2 separate regions of the Homo sapiens genome follow, and region 1 is linked to region 2. Evidence: read pairs that join two places in POLR2A ChIA-PET (ENCODE). Cell type or tissue: CD4-positive, alpha-beta T cell. All regions are shown on one strand. Each heading gives the region's core, and the rest is flanking DNA. Links, peaks and the distances in the headings are about the cores only.

The links. ChIA-PET counts read pairs that join two places held together with the same protein. Peaks named below come from ENCODE experiments on the same cell type or tissue, not always from the same donor. Only the 100,000 strongest peaks of a DNase experiment are listed, where the experiment ranks them.
Region 1: POLR2A ChIA-PET joins it to region 2 with 6 read pairs; 3 of 35 experiments call an interaction of 5 or more read pairs at or near these places.

What each region holds. Positions count from the first base shown.
Region 1 is chrX:129,807,220-129,810,131 of GRCh38, reverse strand. All of the region lies in intron 10 of ZDHHC9 (zDHHC palmitoyltransferase 9), which reads left to right. Among named protein-coding and RNA genes, the nearest start is that of SASH3, 29 kb to the right of the region's middle. In CD4-positive, alpha-beta T cell, for the core only: no CTCF peak of the experiment used is centred there; no DNase peak of the experiment used is centred there.
Region 2 is chrX:129,676,798-129,679,709 of GRCh38, reverse strand. It overlaps LOC105373334 (a long non-coding RNA gene), which reads left to right and starts at 1,240. Exons shown (of 2, transcript XR_938580.4): 1 at 1,240-1,581. RefSeq lists a silencer at 1,156-1,335 and an enhancer at 1,566-1,735. In CD4-positive, alpha-beta T cell, for the core only: a CTCF peak has its summit at 1,255; DNase peaks (open chromatin) are centred at 939 and 1,279; H3K4me3 peaks cover 1,109 bases.

The sequences.
Region 1 (2,912 bases), core at 161-2,660, 130 kb before region 2:
TGATCCTCCCGCCTCAGCCTCCCAAAGTGTTGGGATTACAGGCGTGAGCCACCGTGCCCAGCTGAGCTTTCTTTTTTTAATAAGAACTTTATTGAGATATGATTCACATACCATAGGTCCCAATTTTTTTTTTTTTTTTTTTTGAGACGGAGTCTCGCTCTGTCACCCAGGCTGGAGTGCGGTGGTGCAATCTCAGCTCACTGCAACCTCCGCCTCCCGGGTTCTCCTGCCTCAGCCTCCTGAGTAGCTGGGATTACAGGCATGTGCCACCACGCCCAGCTAATTTTGTATTTTTTAGTAGAGACGGGGTTTCTCCATGTTGGTCAGGCTGGTCTCGAACTTCTGACCTCAGATGATCTGCCCACCTCAGCCTCCCAAAGTAGAGGATTACAGGCGTGAGCCACTGCGCCCAACTGATCCCTATTTAAAATGTATGATTCACTGGTCTAGAATATTCACAGAGTTGTACAATCATTATAACAATCAATTTTAGAGCATTTTCGTTACCCTTCCACCCTAAGAAACCCTGTAGCCATTAGCAGTCACTCTCCCTTTCCCCTGAACTTCCCCAGCCACACCCCTAGGCAACCACTAATCTACTTCCTTTTAGTACAGATTTCTCTCTTCTGGGTATTTCATGTAAATGAAATCATACAATATGTGGTCTTTTGTGACTGGCTTCTTTTACTTAGCATGTTTTCGAGGTTTGTCCATGTTGTACTATGTAGCAGTACTTCGTTCCTTTATATGGCCAAATGATATTCCATTATATGGATATACCACATTTCATTTATCCATTCATCAGTTGATGGACATTTGGATTGTTTCCACCATTTGATTATTATGAGTGATGCTGCTATGAACATTTGTGTACCAATTTTTGCATGGCCATATATTTTCATTTCTCTTGGCTATATACCTGGGAGTAAAATAGCTAGGTCACATGGTAGCTCTATGTTTAACCTTTAAGGTACTGCTGAACTGTTTTCCAAAGTGGCTGCACCATTTTATACCCCCACTAGCAGTGCCTGAGGGTTCCAGTTTCTCTACATCCTCTGCAACACTTATTATCTGACATTTTGAGTCTAGCCATCTTAGTGAATGTGAAGTGGTATCTCATTGTGGTTTTGATTTGCATTTCCCTGATGACTAATGATGTCGAATATCTTTTCATGTGCTTATTGGCCATTTTTATGTGCTCATTGGAGAAGTGTCTGTTCAGAGCTTTTGTCTATTTTTTAATTGGATTGTTTGTCTTTTTTATTGTTGAGTTGTAAGAGTTCTTTATGTAATCTGTATGCAAGTCTCTTACCAGATATACAATTTGCAAATATTTTCTCCTATTCCATGGGTTATCTTTTAATTTTCTTGATAGTGTCCTTTGGAGCACAAAATTTTTAAATTTTGATGTAGTCCAGTTTGTCTATTTTTTTCTTTTGTTGTTTGTACTTTTTGGTGTCATATCTGAGAAACTGTTGCCTAATCCAAAGTCATGAAGATTTATGCCCTTGTTTTCTTGTAAGAGCTGTACAGTTTTGGCTCTTACATTTAGGTTTTTGATCCATTTTGAGTTAATTTTTATATATGGTGTGAGGTAGAGGGTCCACATTCTTTCTTTTGCCTGTAGCTATCCAGTTGTCTCTGCACCATTTGTTGAAAGGACTATTCTTCTCCCATAGACTTGTCTTGGCACCCTTGTTGAAAATCTATAAATGTGAGAGTTCATTTCTGGACTTTCAGTTCTATTGTATTGCTCAATATGTCTGTTCTTATGCTAGTACCACGCTGTCTTGATTACTTTAGCATTGTAGTAAGTTTTGAAATCAGGAAATGTGAGTCCTCCAACTTTATACTTCTTTTTCATGATTGTTTTGGCTCTTCTGGGTGCCTTAAATTTCCGTATGAATCTTAGGATCAACTTGTCATTTATGAAAAGAAGCCAGCTGGAATTTTGATGGGGATTTCATTGAATCTATAGATCAATTTGGGGAAATATTGCCATCCTAACAAGATTAAATATTCTGAGCCATTTACATGGACTGTATTTTCACATATTTAGGTATGATTTGATTTCTTTCAACAACATTTTGTAGTTTTCAGAGTATAAGTTTTACACTTTTGTTACATTTATTCATAAATATTTGATTATTTTTCATGTTATTGTAAGTGAAATTGTTTTACTAATTTCATTTTTGGATTTTTCACTTGGAGTGTATTGAAAGACAATTGATTTTTATATATGGATCTTATACCCTAAAACCTTGCCAAGCTTGTTCATTAGTTCTTTTTTGTTTGTTTTTGTTTTTATTTTATGAGATGGAGTTTCGCTCTGTTGCCCAGGCTGGAGTGCGGCAGCGCCATCTTGGCTCACTGCAACCTCCACCTCCTGGGTTCAAGTGATTCTTCTGCCTCAGCCTCCCAAGTAGCTGGGATTACAGGTGCCCACCACCACACCGGCTAATTTTTGTGTTTTTAGTAGAGACCGGGTTTTGCCATGTTGGCCAGGCTGGTCTCAAACTCCTGACCTCAAGTGATCTACCCTCCTCGGCCTCCCAAAGTGCTGGAATTATAGGCACGAGCCACCGTACTCGGCCCTTGTTCATTAGTTCTAATAGATTTTTAGTAGTTTGAACTTTGTTTTAAAATAGAATCATACTTTTTTTTTTTTTTTTTTTTTCTGAGACGGAGTCTCGCTCTGTCGCCCAGGCCGGACTGCGGACTGCAGTGGCGCAATCTCGGCTCACTGCAAGCTCCGCTTCCCGGGTTCACGCCATTCTCCTGCCTCAGCCTCCCGAGTAGCTGGGACTACAGGCGCCCGCCACCGCGCCCGGCTAATGTTTTGTATTTTTAGTAGAGACGGGGTTTCACCTTGTTAGCCAGGATGGTCTCGATCTCCTGACCTCATGATCCAC
Region 2 (2,912 bases), core at 212-2,711:
GGAGGTTGAGGCAGGAGGCTCTCTTGAGCCCAGGAGTTCGAGACCAGCCTGGGCAACATAGGGAGACCCTGTCTCTACAAAAAATAAAAAAAATTAGCTGGGCATGGTGGCTTGCGCCTGTTGTCCCAGCTACTTGGGAGGCTGAGGTGGGAAGATAGCTTGGGCCCAGGAGTTTGAAACTGCAGTGAACCATGATCCCGCCACTCCAGCAGGGGCGACAGAGAGAGACCCCGTCAAAAAAAAAAAAAAAAGGCCTGACTCTACCTAGACCAACTAAATCAGAATATCTTGGGGGTGGGGGTCCTGGCCTAATTAGTTCTTAAAGCTCCCCAAGTTAATTTTAATGTGCAGCCGCAGTTGAGAGCAATGTTGTACCCCTTGCTTCTCAAGGTGTGGTGCACAGCAGTAGCTGCATCACCTGGGAGCTTGTTAAAAATGCAGTCTCGGGTGCCACCGGATTCCCCAGATTTTCTAAATCAGACTTTTAACAAGGACCTCAGGTGATTTGTCCAAGTGATAATGTTTGAGAAGCACTACCAAGGAGCCAGGCAGGAGAGGGTGGACTTAGTGGTGCTCCTCCCAGCTTCCAGGGAAGTATGTGGTTGCTTGAATGGAGGCAAATCTCCACTCCTCCACGAGTCCAGATCTAATAGCTGGCTCAGCATTTTGCCAGGCTAGTGGGCCGGCATTCCAGTGTAGATAATGTAAATGTCTTTCTGCATGGACAAAATCCCCATCCTGAATAGCGACAGCAAAGCAAAGCAAGGGGTTCCATTCCATCGGGAAAGCTGGGACTAGCAGTATATATTTGCTAGGAGTCCTTTCTGAGGAGTGGGAACAATAGACTAAAGAATCAGCCCTCGCGGTCCTGTCACGTCCCTGCACCCAACTAACCGCGGGCTGGGCCTAGCCATGATTGCTCGCACTGTGAGCACTGCTGCTTGCGCAGGGAACCCGCCCTCAAAGCCACAGCGCCCTGAGATTCTCTCTACCAGCTCCCCACCCCCGCCCCACAACTCTCCTCCAGAAAAGGAAAATAAAAAGTGATCAAAAGTATTCCAATTCTATTATTGGTTTGGTTTCAAAATGTTGGCCCTGTTCTTTCGGGCTGGGCCAGGTGGGTAGAGCCGACACCCCCTTGTCTCGGGGCTCTGAGGCTCTTGAAAGCGCGGGAACCAGCGTGGGGGCGGGATCCCCAGTGCCCCCGGTGCGTAGGCGCACTGCCGCGCTGCCACGCCCTCTCCCGGCCCCTGGCCAGGGCAACGGTGCCAGGGGACTGGCGAAGGCGCGCGGTGGGCGCTGCACTGCCCCCCTCAGGGCGGGCGACGCGCTCCTTCGCGGGCCCAGCGCGTTCACTTCCTGGGCCCGGCTGGCACTGCCCTGCGCCGCCGCCCGTCAGTCCCGGTACCCCGCCAGGAAATGTCTTCTTCCTGGGAAGACGGCCGCTGTCTGCGGCAGTGGGTGGCAGAGTCTGAAACCAAGTCGCACAAGCCCTGGGAGACAGAAAGCCTTGTGTTTGTCTTGGGGACTGTTCCGTCAGAATGAGCAGCTTAAAAAATGTCGCCTGTGAGGTCTCAGCTCGTAAGTGCCCCTCATGCCCACCCCCGGGAGGAGGCATGAGGGTGGGGGAAGCATCTTCATGGTAGATAGAAGCTTAAACGCTGCAGAAGCCGCCCGCTCGCGGCGGCCAGGACGAGGCCCCTTCGAGGCCAGCTGTTTGCTGTGTAACTGAGAGCAGAGTCCTTTAAGGACACAGGCCATTGGGTAAACACCCTCCTTGTCCCTCAGGCAGCTGGGTGTGGACGGCGGCTGCCTTTGGCCGGGGAGGCAAGGGCACCCAGCTGTTACCCAGCCAATGAGGACACATAGCCTCTGAGAAAAGCACAAAGGTGGCCCCTCTAGGCTATCTCTAGGGGAAAAAATTACACACACACACACACACACACACACACACACACACACACACACTCTCTCTTAAAAGTCTTGTGCCTGGATGCTCAGCACTGGCCCTGGAGCCTGCACCCACCTGCCTCCTAGTTGGCAGTAGTTCCCTCACACTGGCATGGTCTCCACTGAGATACTGGCTCCTTCATGAGCTCATTCCCATCCTCTACCTTCTTCCTCCTGTTTCCTTAGTTTCTCTCATTCTTAACTTCTGCTTTCTTCATCTTTCTCCCCATTTGTTCCACCTCTTCCTCTTCTGTTTCTTTCTTCCTTTTCCATTCATTTAAAAATGCACTCACCATGCATTAAGCACTGTAGTAGTCAGCCTGGCTGCCATAATAAAAATACCAGAGACTGTGTGACTTCAACAATAGAAATTAATTTTCTCACTTTTTGGGGCTGGAAGTCCAAAATCAGTGTGCCAGCATGGTGAAGTTCTGGTGAGGGTTCTCTTCCTGGCTTGTAAGATGGCTGCCTTCTTGCTATGTCTTCACGTGGCGGAGGAAGAGAGAGAAAGATCTCTTCTTCTTATAAGGCTGCAGTCCTGTCTGCTTAGGGCTCCACCCTTATGACCTCATTTGACCTTAATTACCTGCTGAAGAGCCTATCTCCAGGTATAGTGATATTGGGGGTTAGGGCTTCAGCATATGAGTTTTTTGGAAGTTGTCAGAAGTCAGTCCATAGCAAGCACCTACAGGGATTGTTAGATCCCTAGGAGCTATAGCAATGGGGAAAGCAGCAGTGCAAACAGATGTGACCAATGTTGTTAACACAGTGTGAACAGAACATAGCAGGAGCACGAAGGGGCAGGGGTGAATAGGTGCCTCGAGAAATCAAAAAGGGCTTGACAGAGAAGGTGACATCTAAGGTATGAGAAGTAATTTGCCAGGCAGAAAACAGAAAAACTATATTTCAGGCAAAGGGAATAGCATGTGCAAAGACATAGAGTTGTGAAACGGCACGGCCTG